Linked DNA regions of Mus musculus: region 1 is linked to region 2. Evidence: chromatin contacts called from ENCODE Hi-C or POLR2A ChIA-PET data. All regions are on one chromosome and are shown on one strand. Each heading gives the region's core, a stretch centred on a gene start or an enhancer-like site at or near the end of the contact. The rest is flanking DNA. Distances are from core to core; before and after follow the strand shown. Region 1 holds the start of Gcsh (glycine cleavage system protein H (aminomethyl carrier)). Region 2 holds the start of Atmin (ATM interactor).

Region 1 (6,527 bases), core at 280-2,779, 50 kb after region 2:
CTTGCTTAATATGGGTCAGTGGTGCTATCTGGCACTACACACTAATAGTTAATAAAACTATTCACTGCTAATATGTCAAGCTGCAGGTGACAGGACGACTTCCCAGTAACTCTGAGGTAGCTATTGCCTCGCCTCCACTGTTCTAATGCAGGGCACTGGGGTTCTGAGAAGTTGAGAGACTGTGCCCGAGACCACACAGCTCTAAGAGGAAAAACCAGAATTGAATAATGTCTGTGTTTCAACAAGCACAAGGCTCTGCACCCTGCATAATAAGTGTGCACAATTCTGCCAGTTCAAAGAGGGTAAAAATGAAAAGAACCTGAGTAGTTAAGCAGACCGTGGGAATTGACACATTAGGCAATATTTAACCAAATACCTGGAACTCAGTATGTAGCTCCAGCTGCCCTCGGCCTCACAGCGATCCTCCACCTCAGCAGTGCTGACACGGTTACCGGTGGAAGCCACCCACCATGCCTGGTTTGAAACGGACTGCTTATTTGAGCATTTCTTTACCCTTGTACTCCAGTCAATAACGGTCTGGTGTGTGAAAAACTGGAGAAATTTTAGCAAGAAAGGAAGAAACGTGGCACTCCACACCGAGGAATAACGTGATCAACATTTTGAGTTCCACAGATTTCTGACCCACGGCACTCGCTGAGAGCAGCCGTTCCGATTTGTGCTGCCTGAGTAAGGTCTCCACTACTTGCACATAAAACTGTTTCCCAGCTAACTGTGCAAACGCGTACAATGGGCAGGTCTCCCAGCTATTTCCAGTCCGTCAAACCAGGCTCGTTTGAACCCCAGTACACATCAATGACTCAGACGTTAGAACTTTTCCTGCTGTCTGTAGTTCACAGCTAAAGCTTCCTCACTACGCTTGATTTTGCGGGGGGCGGGGGAGAGAGTAAAAAGCTTATTTCTGTTACTCTGACTTTTCATTCATCTGTATATGCATTCTGCTAAATTTTAGTATGTGTTTCTGCTTAACTTCACTTCGCAGTTCCTCGTAAACAAACTGCTGTTAGGTTCCACAGCAAACCTAAGTGCTCCCCACATTTAGGATCTCGGTGCACCTAAAAGCAAGCTCAGCCCGGCACGAGTGGCCGGTTTACCTGCGGGTCCAGCCGTCCTTCCCTCCCAGCTCCACCTTTCTACCCCGGGTTCAAAGTTTGCTCCTGTACTCTCCCGCCTACTTAGGGAGAAAGGCCGCAGAACCAGGATCCCAAGAGCGAGAAGCGTGGGTAGGGCTATAGGTCGGTCCGGCCAGGAGGCTTGGGAGTAGGGCGGGCAGGAGCGGTGACCACGTGCCCTGCACTTACCCGACAGCAAAGCAGATCCGGTGCGCAGTGAGCGGACGGCGGCGGCGCTCGGTACACAGGGCCGCGGCGAGCAGAAGGTCAGGGCGGTGCGCAGGCTGTAGGCCACAACCCGCAAGCTCCTCGACACTTGCAGCGACATGGTCAGAGGTCCGGAGGGTAACTGCGCTTCGCCTCCGCCACCGGGCCGGTGGGGACGGGGTGGGTCCAGAGTAAGCGGAGCACCCAGGCCCGGGGGCGGAGCCCGGGAGAGGCGCGCTCTGATTGGACATCTTGAAGGTTCCACTTCGGATAGGACAACCCGCGCGAGGGGCGTGTGCATGTGGAGGCGCTGAGGCCCGGATGGGGCTGTGTGAGAGGCGCAGATTGGCTGGGCAGGGAGGAGGCGGGGCCTCACTGGAGGGCGGAGAGTAGAATCTTGCGAATAGAAGCTCCAAGTCCGCAATCTAGGAGTTGCCCTGAACTGCATCGCTGCAGGGGCCAGAGAAAGATTCCAGCAAGGATGGTTTTGCTGGGCTAACGCAGTCTCATGCCACTAAGCCAAAAAGTCCTACGGAAGATGAGGTGCCGCCAGGCCCTTAAAGCACACAGTTACGCCTAACTGCACAAGGTCACCCCCATGGGATTCATTTAAGACCGTTCTAGGCATCAAACCCTGTTTCAAAGAAAGAAAGAGGGAGGGAGGGAGGAAAGAAAAAGGACAGAAAGAGAAAAGGGAGCCGGGCGTGGTGGCGCACGCCTTTAATCCCAGCACTCGGGAGGCAGAGGCAGGCGGATTTCCGAGTAAGGAGTTGTCCATCCTCGGAGTTATCAAGTCAGGGACCTCCATTCCTTATGTTCACTGTCAAGGGAAATGGGTTGGCACCACCAAGACAAAACAGGATTTACCCTGAGGTGGCTGCAGATGTCCTTGGAGAGGGAGAGAAGGCTCCCTGAAAAGGCTCAGTGTCCCTTAGCCAAGAGAAAAGCGTAGGATGTACTGGGGGCAGGGAACCCAGAGTCTGTACAGTGGATGAGGGGAAGGGCGGAACAATATATACTAGAAGCTGTACCAGACATTCAAGCCAAACTAGGGCTGCTGGTGGCAAGGAAGTAGCAGTTAGATAAAAACTCTGGTAGATGACAAAGGTGGTGAGCTTCCATGATGGCCAGCTTCATCTACACCCCCCTGAGCTGAGACAAAAGCCCGGTACCTTAAAAACGGGTGGTACCTTTTAAAATGGGCTGTTTCTTCTCCTGCCAGCCCAGCCAGCCTCCTGCTCAGGGACTGGCTCAAGTAGTTCAAGGCCACATCAGGACCGGCTTACACTTGTAGGCCAGCCAGTGATCCTGTCTTTTCTTTAAACTGACCAGCCCTATAGGGAAGACTCTACAGAGCCAGCAAACAAACAAAGCAACCCAACCCTCAAGAAGAGATTCCAGCCTGGTAGCTGCATGCAGCTTTAATCCTAGCACTCAGGGACAGATCTCTGAATTCAATGTCAGCCTGGTCTATAGTGAGTTCCAGAACAGCCAGGGCTATACCAGACAACCAGAGGAACTCTGTCTCCGAAAACCAAAGATAGATAGATAGATAGATAGATAGATAGATAGATAGATAGATGATGGATGGATGGATAGATAGATAGATTAAACATTTATATATATTAAAAAAAGAGAGACAGAGAGACAGCCGGGGCGTGGTGGCGCACACCTTTAATCCCAGCACTTGGGAGGCAGAGGCAGGTGAATTTCTGAGTTCAAGGCCAGCCTGGTCTACAAAGTGAGTTCCAGGACAGCCAGGACTATACAGAGAAACCCTGTCTCGAAAAACCAAAAACCAAAAACAAACAAACAAAAAAAAAACATAGAGGGTTGATATCTGCCCAGTTCTAGTGCTTTAAGGCTTATTATAAATATAAAGGTTTTATGTCTTTTATTTGGGAACTAGCGGATCTATGGTGGGGTAGAAACCCCCAATTAATATTTACCGAAACAATCCGATGCCTCTGCCTCCTGAGTGCTGGGATTAAAGGTGTGTGCCACCAACCACTAATGCTCTTCTGTTCTTTAAACCTATCAGTTTGTCATTCTTGGTCCCAGCAAGTTAGCAGGATACCTATTAGCATTTAGAAGTCTTGAGAACCACTCAAAGACAACCGCCAATAACCAAAGCAATGAATTAATTGTTCCGTAGAGAATGTTCTTTTCCATTTTATTTCAAGGAGAAAATACATCAGAACCAACAAGCTTGTACACTATTAGATATGTATCTATTGTGACTATTTTACCAGTTGGGTTGCAGAATTCCTCTATAGACAGCAAAGCCAGTACTCCAGTGGGACGCCAGAGTGACCAGCAAGTGCGGGGCCAGAAGCTCTGGCCTTCCCCATCCCCCACCTGTGGATAAACAGTTTAAACCCGGGACAAAGCTTGTGCTGGCTGAGGAGCCAGAGCCTGGGGGGGCAACTCTGGCTGCTCACTGCTGCTCCAAGTCTCCTCCCTTTTACATCTGATGCCCAGAAAGCTGAGGATTTTCACCAGGAGCAAGTCCGCAATCTCTCCTTCCTCCCACAGCTGCAAGAAGAAAGGACTAGGTGATATATCCGGAACCATCCTAAGATATTGTTTGGTCCAGGAGATGAGGCTAGGGCTTGGCGATAGAGCACACCTCTAGGATGCTCCAGGCTCTGGGTTTTGTCCTCAGCACCACAAAGCAAACAAAAATAGCCTCCCCCCACCCCCCCACCCCCCGCCTGCCTAAAGTCACTAGGCTTGGGATGTCCTTCTACTGGGGCTCTAGCTCCACTGGGGAAGGGCAGGCCTATGCTTCCTGCTATCTGCAGTGGGCCCTCTTCCTCTGCTGAGCATGTCTGAGCTGTCCTGGACTTGATATCCCAAACTGGACAAAGAAAGCCTCAGCTGGTTACTGCATCTGAACTTAAGCACCAGACATCTTTCAGAGGTGACTGTCACCCACCTCACTCAACCTTGCTATGTTCTCTTCCCCTGTCACTATTACCCTTCTGCTTGCCCCACTCATCCCTCAGTCCAGCCCAGCATGGGAGGGACTGGGATTCCTGGGGAATAAGAAACTAAACAGGTGTTTCTCAGTATGCCTTTCACATACTTAACCATAAATGATTGATTTAGATAGATAGATAGATAGATAGATAGATAGATAGATAGATAGATAGATAGAACTTTAAAAGAAAAAGGTATGGCTCTGCAAACCTGTAATCCCAGCCCTTAGAGGTGAAGACAGGAGAATGTTAAGTTCAAATCCAGCCTGAGCTGTATTTCAAGATCCTGTCTCATTGATAAACAAAGCAAAGCAAAAATACATTGTAGGAAATAAGACCAGCAGCTTAGACTTAAGGCTGTACACAGGGCCACACAGACATGGGGCCACAGGCCTGTAATCCCAGTACTTGGGAGGCAGAGACAGAAGGATAAGGAGTTCAAGGCCAGCCTGATGATACTCATGAGATCTTGTCTAAAACAAACAGCAGAACTGTACGTCTATTCTCAAGAAAGCCAGACTATTGGATTAGGGAGTCACACTGCTCCTGCATAACACCTCTTAACCAATCCTGTCAACAATGACCCTGATCTCCAATGTGGTCCGTTATGGAAATAATAGAGCTTAGTTAGAACTCTGACCTGCTTGGTTAGAGGACAATAACTCAATCCATAATAATCATAACTCTCCCTCCAAAAAGGTCCTCAGACTATGAAAATATGGGCAATACTCAATTACAAAAGATTCTGTGGACCGGGTGTGCGGCGAATGCCTTTGTTTCCATCACTAAGGAGGCAGAGGCTGTTTAACCTGTGTGGTAAAGACCAACCTGATTTACAGAGGATGAGTTACCAATGGCAGATACTACAGCATGGATAAGCCTCAAAAATACCATCCTCAGGCTGGAGAGACGGCTCAGCAGCTAAGAGTACTTGCTCCTCTTGCTGAGGACCGAGGTTCGATTCCTAGTACCCACACTGGACAGATCACAACCATCTGTAACTCCAGTTCCTGGAAATTCTACAGAACTTTCTGGCCTTCACAGGAACTGCATGCAGGTGGTGCACATATAAACACATAGGTACACACACACATACACAGGAATTTTTTTTTTATTTAAAAAAATAGCAAGTTAAAAAATTGGTTGTCCTAAGAGAAAGCAGCCAGATGGAAAAAATGCATGCAGGTGCAAACACACACACACACACACACAATCTCATTTATGTGAAGACTAGGTCAAAGGAGTTCACCTGGTCAGACTTTTGCTCCTCGCTGAAGGCCACCAGAATGACAGAGATAAACAGATTCAGTACCACAAATGTCATAAAAACTATGCAGGACCCAATGAGGAGGGAGCCAAGAATTGGGCTGTAGTCCAGGACCTGCAGGGACAAAAGCCAGTCATTCCCCATTCCCTCAGCAGCAAGTCAGGGTGTCTGAGCTGAGCAGAGTGGGGACAGTGTCCTCTGTCTGGAGTGGGAAGCATGGCCTGAGCTCCCCAGAGCTGCCCCAGAAGGGTATGGGCTGCATCCCGGCCCAACCCTGCTTCCTCTAAAAGCAGGCACCATATCTAGCCAGGACTGGGCATGTCTACAGCTCAGCATGGCCCTCCAGTGGCTCTGATAGTTCTTCTGTAAGCAGGAGCCCCCAGAGTAGGCTGTCTAAGGGTAGTAGCCCCATGCTTGCCAGGCACTGCATTCAAGCTGTCATAGGGGAAGGTGAGCAGGCACTGATTTTTCAAAGTTTCATGCAGATTTGACACAGATTGTAGTGGCCACAACCCCCCTTACCTCTTCATAGTTGAAGATCCCCAGCTGAAGGCTGACCATTGTTTCTGCTGCATCAAAGAGGGTTTTATAGGAACGGAGTTTCCAACCAAATACTAAATTTGACTGTCATGGAAAGAGTATTCGTGAACAGGGTAAGAAAGCACAAAGTGTCCCCCTGGCCCCCACCCCCATTCCCGCCACCCCTCCAGTTCTGATGTTTGAGACACTTGGTCTGGCCATATTGTGGGCACCTATGTGATCATATAAGTGAATATTTTTACACACTCAGTTCAAGATGAGATGTGGGTCTGTCCATGCATGACTATATATGAATTGTGAGTGTGTTTCTGTGGGCATTGATACATACACATATGCATTTGTGTATATGTAGGTTTGTATGTTATGTGCTCTGGAAGTGTCTGACCCAGGACCTTGGCCGTA
Region 2 (6,823 bases), core at 2,497-4,996:
AGCAGCAGAAAAGGTAGCAACATACTTTAAAGGGGGCTGTTTGGCCCCTCCTTGCGCTCTCACTCCTCTCTCTTTGTCTTCTCTCCTCTCTCTCCCTCTCCCTCCCTCTTATTCTCTAGCCTTTCTTCTCTCTCCTTTTCCTCCCTTCTCTCCTCTTAGCCATAGCCTGTCTCTCTCTGTCTCTCTGTCTCTCTCTCTTTTCTACCTTCTCTCTTTCCCCCTTCCTTTCTATAATAAAGCTCTAAAACCATAGACCGTCTCTGCTCATCAAGGCCCTCTGTGCAGACTCTCGCCTGTGTGGGAACCTCTCTCCCTCAGCCCTCTCTCCCATATTCCCGGGGCTACAGGGTGTAGCCCCGGGCCCCCAGTCGGGGGCTGCCCCTTGTCCACCACACCCACACCCCACTCACACCCCCATCAAATGGAGTCAGTGGCTTAGATGCCCAGCCAGGGTTGAGTGGAAAGAGCATAGGTGGAACTCTGGCCTGACATGGGCTATCCTCCCTCCCCCCCTCTTTCCCTCAACCCCTTTTTAGTTCCCACAGTAGGTGAGTACTGTGCTGAGGGCTGCTCTGACAGCCAGCCTCTGCTATGAGCCAGATACAGCGCTGGCACTTTCTGCTGGACATCCTTCCTATAACAGATGCTTTCTGCCTGTGCAGTTAAGTTAAATGGGCTTTGTGTGTATTAATCCGTGTGTAGGAATTAATGAAATACATAATTGGTTCATTATCTCTCACCATCCCAGCTGATCCCAGAACTTAACCATCATTTACAAATACATATATTTTTGACAGCTGGAAACCAAGTTCAAGAGTAACATAGGTGGGGGCCTCTTGGCCGACAGGAAAGAGCCCTTCCGGTGCCTTGTAAAGTTCTCCAGTCCACATCTTTTGGAAGCCTTGAAATCCTTAGCTCCAGCCGGTAAGTGGTCAGTTTATGTCACGGGCCAGCCAGATATCACCAGTGGCTGTTGCTTCTCGGGAGATGGCCATCTGGTTCCCTGTAAGCCGGTTCCCTCTGAGCCCTCCCTCCTCTCCAGTCTGCTTCCCCTCCAGCCCTTTTCCCCTTTTCGTGTCTGTGCCTATTAGGGGGTAGGAGAAGGTGCCCATAACTCTTTCTGACCGTAGCCGTGTTTAGACTGAGTGTCCCCGTGGTCATTCTTATGTTTCGTTTTCTTGTTTTCAGGAATTGCAGATGCACCACTTTCTCCCCTGCTCACCTGCATACCGAGCAAGAAAATGAATTATTTTAAAATTAGAGATAAATGAATACATATGGCTTGGCTTCCGCTGCACATGCAGGTCCAGTTATAACCGACCAGCTTCTGTGTACAGTCTTGTGTCTTAGAAGCCAATCCTTGGCGTCGGACATTCGGTGTTTTTAATGAACGATTGGGACTGCATCTGTCCTTCATCCGTGCATGCCCTCTCTCTTCCCGTCTATTAAGTGCAGCAGCTGTGGGCATTTGACAAGTGATAAATATGTGCACGCACACGCAGGAGGCTGCAGGTTGGCCTCAACCCTGGCACGCACAGAAGTGGAGCATGGGTTGACTCTGTAGGCACCTCCTGTCCTTCCTCCCGCTGCTGCTTCTCCTCAGAAGTCCGTCCCTGTGGGATCTCTGTTACACACCCTTGATCACAGAAGAACCAAGAAGCTACCCAACCCCAAACTAGGAGAGTCAGAGGGAAGCTGGAGGCTACTACGCAAGGCTGCATATCTAACGGCCTCTTTGTGTAAAACAACTTCTCTATTATACATATTCCTAATATACATATGCTTCTCGTGATCTTTTATCCATGGCACACTGAAACTGAGCATCACTGATCTGTGAATAAAGATACTGACAAACGCATTATCAGTTCCTTTGGATGAATATACAAATAGTCGTGAAAGGACTAAGTAATACTTATACAGTAATGTGTACAGGCTGTGGGTCATCCGATATGGAACCATTTTAAGTTTTAGCTTGGTCAGACATGTCAGGCGCTTCCCTCGTCCCTCAGTGATCTGAGTATTTGGGCTTTGTGCTGACAAGTTCTCACGTCAACTTGATACAAGCTAGAGTTGTCTGAGAGGAGGGAATCTCAGTTTCAGGAAATGCCTTCCTAATATCAGGCTGCAGGCAAGGGTATTTTCAGGCTGAAGGGTATTTTCTTAATTAGTGATTGATGAGAGAGATGGTCCCATCCCTGGGCTGGTGATCCTGGGTTCTATAAGAAAGCAGGCTGAGCAAGCCAGTAAGCAGCGCCCCTCCATGGCCTCTGCATCAGTTCCTGTCTCCGGATCCCTACCCTGTTTGAGTTCCTGTCCTGACTTCCTCCAGTGATGGGCTACAATCTGGAAGTCTAAGCCAAATAAACCCTTTCCTCCCCCAACTTGCTTTTTGGTCACGGTGTTTTATCACAATAGAAACCCTAACTAAGGCTTAAAGACATTTCCTCCATACATACCTTTTTAAGGGGGAGGGGGGATGGTTTGATTTTATTTGTATGAGTGCTTTGTTTGCATCTGTGTATGTATACCACATTCGTGCCTGGGAACTGGAGTTATGGATGGTTGTAAACCACCATTTGGGTGCTTGGAATCAAACCTGTCTTGTGTAAGAACATTAAGTGCTCTTAACCACAGAGCCATCCCCCTAGCCCCACTAGCTCCCTTTGACCACTCTCCCGACCAGTCAGTCACATACAAAGAAGTCATTCTGCCCACAAGGTTCATGAGTGGCTGAATGGGAACTGCCGAAGCCCTTGCACTTGCTGGGGTATTTATTCTACTTCGTAACTCTCCCTGGTACAGTTGGCAGGAATCTGGACCTGGAATCTGAACAAGAAAGCCTAGCGTCATGCTGAACAATTCTCAAAAATGCCTGCTTCAGAATTCCTGGAGTCTGAGTATGTCCCCAAGGCAAAGGGACTCTGCAGTTGAGCCCATTGGCCCTGTGATACCCAGGTCCAATGTAGTAGGTGGCATGATGACGATAGATGTCGGTTATGAAATGTGACAGACTCAACTTCCCATTCCTGATTTTGGTGTAAAGGAAGGCCCATTGGCAAAGAAATGCAGGTGACCTCTAGACGCTGAAAAAGGCAAGATCCTTGGAAGAACAAGCCCAGCTGACACCTTGCTTTCAGCCGACTAGATCCACCTCAGACTCTTCCCTCTTCAGAGATAAGAGAGAATTAGTCTGTGGGGGCTGGGCTGTAGCTCAGCTGGCAGAGTACACGTCTAAGGCACTGGGTTCAATCTTTAACGCTACCACTAGGCTTAGTAAAACCCCAGGAGTATGGAGGTAGTGGTAAGAGAATAAGGAGTTCAAGGACTCCTTGATTATATGGGGATTCTGAGGCCAGGCGGGGCCTCAAAGAATAAGATAAGTTTGTTTTGTTTTGTTTTTAGTGTGCTACCGATCAAATCCAGGGCCTTAAGCATGCTAATCAAATAGTCTACAATATAAAATTTATTCCTAATAACAATAAATCAACGGTCAAAAAAAAAAGGTTAAACCTGAAAGCATCTCTTTCTCTTCTATCCAGCTGTTGCCTGAGCTCAGGTCCCTAGGAAGTAGAAAGTGTGGGTTCATGGAACCTATCCAATTCACCTGTTCTCCCAGCACATGGGACTTCAACCTCCAACACGCGCTCGCCGCGGCCGGCGGGCGGCGCTGCGGCCACCGACCGGCCGGATGCTAATGAGCCCGGAGGCCCCGCCCCCTGCCGGAAGTGGCTGCGGCGGGGGCGGGCACTGCGAGAGGGGCCTGGCGGCCGTGCGGGAGCCATGGCGGCCACGGAGGCGGCGGCGGCCGATTCTGCGGGTCCGGCCCCGGGTGTCCCGGCCACGCCGGCGAGCACGCGGGGAGCCGCCGCCGCCTCTAGCCCGTGGAGGCCGCCCGAGTCGCGACTGCAAGGCAGCCGGCCGAGACCGGCCAGGGCTCGGGCCGCGGCCCCGGTGCCACCGGCCCGGGAGCTGATCCAGCCGACTGTGAGCGAGCTGTCCCGGGCTGTGCGCACCAATATTCTGTGCACCGTGCGCGGCTGCGGCAAGATCCTGCCCAACAGCCCTGCGCTCAACATGCACCTCGTCAAGAGCCACCGACTGCAGGTGAGCGGGCCGCGGCGGGGACGCGGGCGCGGGGTGTGCGGGGTTTGCGCCGTGCCCTGCCACCTGCGCCCGACCGACCGAGCACGGCGAGAGCGCGGGGGAGCGCGCACAACGCACCGGGCAAGCAGCTTCTCGGTGGCGTGCCCACAACACCTCGGGGAGCCTGCCTGTTTACTCAGGTTCCAAGGATGAGCGACAGGTGATGTCGCCAAGGCACCCAGATGCAACCCCGCAGGCTTTCCGCCCCTCCCACGAAACTGCCGGTGGGTCCTACCTGGTCACTCAAAAGCGGCTGCGGGTTGGGTTGGACTCTGGGCACTTGAGCTGCAAGTTTCACGAGGCTGCTGAGATCAACTCTGCGCAGGAAGGAGAGGGGAGGGAGGTTTCTCCCGTGGATCTGTAAGGAGGAGGTTCACCGGTAGCTGGTATGACGGATGTCTGACCAAGACCTCTCCGTGTTACATAAATGGGGACGGTGGCTTTCAAACCCATGGTATACTCTGGAAGCTTGGGGGAGGAAATCAGATGTTAGGGCCCCCATGCCAGACCTGTTAAGTCACAGCTGCTCAGCTTTTACAGTAGAAAGCTTCCTTTCACCGTCAGATCTCAGTGCCCCCAGTGCTCCAACTGGAAAACGCAAGTCACTGAAAGCAGTTTTGTGCGCCTTTCCCCTGGTCAGATTTGAGTCATTACTTGGAGGGTTGCAGGATCTCTCTGACCTGCAGGTGAATTCACCGTGGGCATCCCCCACCCCCACCCCTGAGAACTCCCCAACTGTAACTTTTAGGTTTTACTCTGTAGTAAGGCCAATAAGTGTAGTAAGGCCAACAAAAGGCAACAGTGATGTCAGGGAAAGGTCAGTCAGGAAATGTCAGCAGGGGCAAGCTGAGGAAGTTCTGTGTAAAGGTTTGAGCCTCGTTCCAGAACACAACTCACTACAGGCTCCAACCTGAAGCTTCCTCTTTCATCCTAAATGTTAAATTCTCTCTTTCTCTCACCATGATTTAGGGGGGTGGAGAGTGAGTGTGCCTGTAATAATTCCATGGCCTAATCCCTCAGCTCCTTACAACTTGCATTCAACAACGGTCACCAGCCTTCAGTGTTGTCCCCCTTGCTGATAGGATAGTTCATGTCCTTGTATAGCCCAAACTATCCTCAAACTCACCATGTAGCTGAGGATAACCTTGAACTCTTGATCCTCCTGCCCTAAATGCTCCTGAAGTCTCCTAAATGCTGAGGCTGCCGGCATGCATCATCATGCCCATTTTTATTCAGTGCTTGGGACCAAACCCAGGTTTTCTAGGCAAGCACTCTTCTGGGCTCCAGCTTCAGCTCCAGCCCCGGGTGATTTCTGATCACAAAACAAAGCTGCTGCTCTGACCAAGGGCATCCTTGGTGTTGGCCACAGTGATTCTAGCCAGCATTTCTTAGCGAAGTGTTTGTTCTTTAATCTGGACCTGCTATTGGGGGAGCACTGTACCCCTACAACTTGGTTCTGCCTTGGAAGCACAGAGATGCCACTGGCTGTGGTGAAGTGGTGTGATAATGTACATTAGATTGGTGCTCACAGCTCAGAAATACACAGGAGGGCAGGTATGACACGTGACAGGAAGAACATGTCTGAGCCAGTACAGGTTTGGTTTGGTTCAGTTCAGTTCTTAGGCGGGGTCTTGCTATGGAACCCTGTCTAGCCTGAGTTCACTCTGTAGACCAGAGTAGCCTAAACTTACTGGGAGTGTTCCTGCCTACCCCCAAGCGCTGGGACTACAGTGTGTGCCACCATGACCTGCTCCAGCAAGTGTGGACATCAGCAGTCAGATGTTTATTCAGATTTGAGTATGTCGGAGTACCAGAGTCCTCTCTGGCCTAGGGCCTGTGTGTCATTCTTCCCAGACTCTTCATCCGCTTTTCAGATTCTCTTATCTAGAGACAGCAGTGAACGGCCTGGCCCACTCCTGAACCCAGATATTGGACAACAGAAAGACGGGCTGTTGGGAGAAGATTCCTGCTTGGTCTCTGGAAGCTTTGTTTAGCAGTATTTAAACTGCCTCAGGGTTTCCTATGGCTGTTGTTTCCCTGTCCGGCAGCTCACTTCCTTGTAGCCTCTGCCTTGGTAACCTCAGGGCCCCACAGCTCCTAAGCATCTGTTGTCTGATGGAAAGGGAGTCTGTTATTTTTTTCTAATGCAGGGGCCTGTGTGACATAGCCATACTTTTGTGGTAAGGCCTCAGAGTCACAGCTATGTGCATCCTCAAGCTAGCCGCTAGCCGCTACCCAGAGGCTTTTCAGTTCAATTCTTGACATGTGTTATCCTCAGAATATTATGAGGAAAGAAGAGAGTGTCATGAGGACACATGGTCCCCAGAAAGAAGGCCCTAGTGTTTGGGGAAACATGATTGATCTCTGCAGCCCCGTATTAGCTGAGTTTCTTCAACTCAATGAGAATTCTCATTGTCTTGGCTACAGCTACTTGAGTGATTCTGATTGCGTTCCTTGTTTCTATTTCCCTGGCTGTGATAGTCTCTCTCCCCTACCAGTTGTTGTATGGTCGTTATGTTCTAATCTACCCCGCAGCCTGATAATACTCAAGCCCTTCGGAAGCACGGCCAATCAGGCCGAGGGATTGCAGGCCGCCTTTGGTTTGATGCGGCTTCTCAAAATAAATGGCCATGTCCCACGCCCTGAAAGGAAGTGTGGACATGTCATCAGCCAGCCGCGC

What was found. A loop is a pair of places that touch in the nucleus more often than their neighbours do. ChIA-PET counts read pairs that join two places held with the same protein, here RNA polymerase II (POLR2A).
Region 1: POLR2A ChIA-PET joins it to region 2 with 28 read pairs in embryonic stem cell. The contact joins the promoter of Gcsh here to the promoter of Atmin in region 2. A Hi-C loop is called at or near these places in 4 of 37 maps with a recorded cell type or tissue (heart and mouse trophoblast stem cell). POLR2A ChIA-PET finds 5 or more read pairs at or near these places in 4 of 5 experiments (Patski and embryonic stem cell).

What each region holds. Positions count from the first base shown.
Region 1 is chr8:116,991,969-116,998,495 of GRCm38, forward strand. Gcsh (glycine cleavage system protein H (aminomethyl carrier)) reads right to left here and starts at 1,530. Exons shown (of 5, transcript NM_026572.4): 1 at 1,320-1,530. The coding sequence starts at 1,458. It overlaps Pkd1l2 (polycystic kidney disease 1 like 2), which reads right to left. Exons shown (of 43, transcript NM_029686.4): 41 at 6,108-6,209; 42 at 5,568-5,699; 43 at 3,711-3,872. The coding sequence ends at 3,711.
Region 2 is chr8:116,939,647-116,946,469 of GRCm38, forward strand. It overlaps Atmin (ATM interactor), which reads left to right and starts at 3,747. Exons shown (of 4, transcript NM_177700.4): 1 at 3,747-4,104. The coding sequence starts at 3,781. It overlaps Cenpn (centromere protein N), which reads left to right. Exons shown (of 12, transcript NM_028131.3): 11 at 798-924; 12 at 1,189-1,857. The coding sequence ends at 1,271. It also overlaps a transcript of Cmc2 not described here.